2 separate regions of the Homo sapiens genome follow, and region 1 is linked to region 2. A link is an interaction called in ENCODE POLR2A ChIA-PET data of the cell type or tissue named here. Cell type or tissue: OCI-LY7. All regions are shown on one strand.

Evidence for each region. ChIA-PET counts read pairs that join two places held together with the same protein. Peaks named below come from ENCODE experiments on the same cell type or tissue, not always from the same donor. Only the 100,000 strongest peaks of a DNase experiment are listed, where the experiment ranks them.
Region 1: POLR2A ChIA-PET joins it to region 2 with 6 read pairs; 2 of 35 experiments call an interaction of 5 or more read pairs at or near these places.

The regions. Positions count from the first base shown.
Region 1 is chr9:22,883,638-22,886,137 of GRCh38, forward strand. No RefSeq gene overlaps it. Among named protein-coding and RNA genes, the nearest start is that of LINC01239, 240 kb to the left of the region's middle. In OCI-LY7, no CTCF peak of the experiment used is centred here; no DNase peak of the experiment used is centred here.
Region 2 is chr9:22,516,329-22,518,828 of GRCh38, forward strand. No RefSeq gene overlaps it. Among named protein-coding and RNA genes, the nearest start is that of DMRTA1, 71 kb to the left of the region's middle. In OCI-LY7, no CTCF peak of the experiment used is centred here; DNase peaks (open chromatin) are centred at 531 and 973; H3K4me3 peaks cover 1,672 bases; H3K27ac peaks cover 2,500 bases.

The sequences.
Region 1 (2,500 bases), 370 kb after region 2:
TGTACCAATTCATGTATTGACCCTATAAATGATGATAGTGGTTTTGGCAATTCTTTCTTGACTCATCAAAAAGGGAAATTAATAGACAATGTTAATTTACTGCTGACTTTTCTTATTAGATCAATGAGATGAAGAGTCTACCCAGCACCCAAGAGAGTGTTTGAAACATAATAAGCACTCTATACATATTTGTTATTTAAAATAATTAGTAGCTATTATGATTAAGGACATTTTCTTTTTTTTTTTTTTTGGATCTTATCTATGCAGTTAACACTTATAAACATACAGAATTAGTTTTTGGAGCAAGAAACCAGTGTATTGGGGTATGGCAGAGAACATCTGTGTGTACAAAAACTTAATGGAAGGTGTCTTAGTTTGTTCAGCTTGCTATAATGAATTCTTAGACTGGGTAATATATAAGCAACAGAAATTTATTTCTCACAGTTCTGGAGGGTGTGAAGTCCAAGATTAAGTTACCAGCAGATTCAGTATCTGATAAGGGGTGGCTCTCTGCTCCATAGATAGTGTTTTGCTGCTGTGTCCTCACATGATGGAAAGGAACTAGCAGGCTCCCTCAAGCCTCTTGATAAATGCACTAATCCTATTCATGAGGGCTCTGCCTTCATGACTTAATGACCTCCTGAAGGCCTCACCTCTTAATACCATGTCCTTGGGAGTTAGGCTTCAATATATGAAATTTGGAGGGACACCAGCATTCAAACATTCAGCAAAAGGTGTTTTGTCTTCATGAAGCTTTTCCTCTATGTCATTCCATCGGCTCTCCATGTTCTGACACAACTACAGTTCCTATCTTTAAAATGTTCCCACTAGGGCAATCTCTCTATAATTAATGCAAATGTATAATCATCCATCTATTCCCTTTTAAAGCAATTAAAGCTCCTAATAGGTTTTTCTAAGACTTTGAGATAAAACAGAAAATTTTTTTAAAGGATGTTTTTTCCAATTCTGTGAAGAAAGTCTTTGGTAGCTTGATGGTATGGCACTGAATCTATAAATTACCTTGGGCAGTATGGCCATTTTCACGATATTGATTCTTCCTATCCATGAGTACAGAATGTTCTTCCATTTGTTTGTATCCTCTTTTATTTCATTGAGCAGTGGATTGTAGTTCTCCTTAAAGACGTCCTTCACGTCCCTTGTCAGTTGTATTACTAGGTATTTTATTCTCTTTGAAGCAATTGTGAATGGGAGTTCACTCATGATTTGGCTCTCTGTTTGTCTGTTATTGGTGTATAAGAATGCTTGTGATTTTTGCACATTCATTTTGTATCCTGAGACTTTGCCCAAGTTGCTTATCAGCTTAAGGAGATTTGGGGCTGAGATGATGGGGTTTTCTAAATATACAATCATGTCATCTGCAAACAGGGACGATTTGACTTCCTCTTTTCCTAAATGAATACCTTTTATTTCTTTCTCCTGCCTGACTACGCTGGCCAGAACTTCCAACACTATGTTGAATAGGAGTGGTGAGAGAGAGCATCCCTGTCTTGTGCCAGTTTTCAAAGGGAATGCTTCCAGTTTTTGCCCATTCAGTATGATATTGGCTGTGGGTTTGTCATAAATAGCTCTTATTATTTTGAGATACGTCCCATCAATACCTAATTTATTGAGAGTTTTTAGCATGAAGCACTACTGAGTTTTGTCAAAGGCCTTTTCTGCATCTATTGAGATAATCATGTGTTTTTTGTCTTTGGTTCTGTTTATATGCTGCATTACATTTATTGATTTGCGTATGTTGAACCAGCCTTGCATCCCAGGGATGAAGCCCACTTGATCATGGTGGATAAGCTTTTTGATGTGTTGCTGGATTCAGTTTGCCAGTATTATATTGAGGATTTTTGCATCGACGTTCATCAGGGATATTGGTCTAAAATTCTCTTTTTTGGTTGTGTCTCTGCCAGGCTTTGGTATGAGGATGGTGCTGGCCTCATAAAATGAGTTAGGGAGGATTCCCTCTTTTTCTATTGATTGGAATAGTTTCAGAAGGAAGGGTACCAACTCCTCCTTGTACCTCTGGTAGAATTCAGCTGTGAATCCGTCTGGTCCTGGACTTTTTTTGGTTGGTAGGCTATTAATTATTGCCTCAATTTCAGAGCCTGTTATTGGTCTATTCAGGAATTCAACTTCTTCCCTGAACCAAAAAAGAGCCTGCATTGCCAAGACAATCCTAAACCAAAAGAACAAAGCTGGAGGCATCACGCTACCTAACTATCCTACAAGGCTACAGTAACCAAAACAGCATGGTACTGGTACCAAAACAGAGATATAGATCAATGGAACAGAACAGAGCCCTCAGAAATAATACCACACATCTACAACCATCTGACCTTTGACGAACCTGACAAAAACAAGAAATGGGGAAAGGATTCCCTATTTAATAAATGGTGCTGGGAAAACTGGCTAGTCATATGTAGAAAGCTGAAACTGGATCCCTTCCTTACACCTTATACAAAAATTATTTCAAGATGGATTAAAGACT
Region 2 (2,500 bases):
CTAAGCTCCTTTGTGAAACAAAGTGGAATAAACAAATAGATACATATATTAACTACATATAAAAAGATGGTATTTCTGTACATTTTAAATATACAGAATTATAGTATATATTTTTTATGGGTTATATTAAAAGAATACACCGATAGACTAAAAATTTATATGCCAAATGTTTGATAGTGATTGGGTAGGGTTAGGAGGTATAGTCTGTCAATTGGGAGAGAAATTGTACTTTAGGAAATTTTCTTAAAAATAATGATTTTCTTCCTATTTTTTTGTGTGTTTTATTAATAAAATCTTGAATAAAAAATAACAAATACTTAACAATTCATTCTACATGGTGGAATCATGAATATTTATTGTACTATTCTTTAAATTGATCTATATTGTTAAACCTCTCAAAAGAGAGTTAAATATGTTAAGACAGTATGAAAGATAGTGTATAAGCTGTGCCTTCCACTCTGGAAGAATTTATAATGCAAAAGTAAACAAGCCTGCCTGAGGTGAGACAGATGGGAGGTAAATAAAGACCAGCAAAGTATTTTACTAGACGGTATGCATTATGACATATGGACCGTGTTCTTATCATGAAACCCCAGCATATTAAACAGTGGTAGAACACAAGAGCATGTATTGTAATAGTAGAGTATTGTGAGTAGCAGCATGTATGTAGTGTAAAGTTTAATAGCATGTTTTGGTCTGATGTGACATCAGAGATACAAAAAGAAATACAGGCTTAGTTGATTTTCATGTGGCTTTTCAATTGTCATTGCAAGAATATAATCTGTTGTCATCAGGTTTGAGAAGTACATAAGGAACTGCAGTTCCAGATTGTAGAGACCCAGGAGTCTGTGAAAGATGAAAAGGACAGTATGATAAGGTTAGATAAATAAGAGAACTGTAAATATACCTAACTCCCTTGAAACCTTTGCATATTCTTCCTGCCGGAACCAAAGATTTCTACTTGACCAGTCAAGGTAGAAGGAAGTGTGTTCTATTGAAAAGTCTTCTATGACCACAACTTGTACTGGAAACACCTGTGGTGATTTTTAAAAAATGAAGATTCTGACCACATTCCAAACAACCAAATCAGATGTTCTGAAGGTTTGGATAATGTATTTTAATTTCTTATTGAGAATTGTTGGGTTATGGAATAGTAATTTGATAGTAGATTCTGGCATGAAACATTAGAATGACAGAGTCTAAAAGTCCTCATTATAAAGCTATATTTCAAGAAGTATGAAACAGAAATCCTATAGAATTAAATAAAATCTGAATGATTCAAGAAAATGAGCAGGCAAGCACAGACTGGGAGAAAATTTTGCAAAAGACACATCTGATAAAGAACTGTTATCAGAAATATACAAAGGATTCTGAAAGCTTAACAATAAGAAATCAAAACCCAATTAAAAAAATGGGCTAAAGATCTGAACAGACTCCTCACCAAAGAAGATATACAGATGGCAAATAAGCATATAAAAAGATGCTTCCCATTATCCATCATTAGGGAATTGTGAAACAAAACTGAGATACCAGGACACATGTATTAGAATGGCCAAAATATAAAACTCTCACAACAGTAAATGCTGATGAGGATGTGTAGCAAAAAGAACTCTCTTTCATCTCTGGTGGGAATGAAAAATGGTAAGCTATTAATACTTTGGAAGATGTTTGAGCAGTTTCTTAGAAAACTAAACATTCTCTTATCATATGATCTAGCAATTGCACTCCTTTGTATTTACTGAAAGAAGTTGAAAACTTATATCTACACAAAAACCTGCACATAGGTGTCTATTGCAACCTGATTTATAATTGCAAAAACTTGGAAGTAACCAAGATATTCTTCAGTAGATGAATGGATAAACTGTGGTACAATCAGACAAGAAATTATTCAGTGCTTAAAAGAAATAAGTTATCAAGCCACGAGAAGACACGGAGAAACCTTAGATGCATATTCCTAAATGAAAGAAGATAATCTGGAAAAACTGCATACTGTGTGATTCAGCTATATGACATAATGGAAAGGCAGAACTATGAGACAGTAAAAAGATCAGTAGTTGCCAGTGGGGAGTGGGCAGAGAGGAGGATAGAGAGAGCACAGAGGATTTTTAGGACAGTGAAACTATTATTTAGGATATTATAATGGTAGATACATCTCATTATATACTTATCCAAACCCATAGAATGTACAACACCAAAAGTAAACTCTAATGTAAACTGTGGGCTGTGGCAATAATGAGGTATTAATGTAGGTTCCTTGACTGTAAAATAAACCTACCACTGTCATGTGGGATCTTGCTAGTGGTGGAGTTTGTGTGTGGAGGGGGTGGTGTATGGAAATTCCTTGTACTTTCTGGTCAGTCTTGCTGTGAACATAAAACTTCCCTAAAAAACAAAGTCTCTGATAAAAACTGTAATCATTGATTGGTTCCTTCATTTATTTATTCATTCAAAATGTTAATTGCATGCTTATTGTGTGTTTAGCATTCTGTTGTCCTTTAGG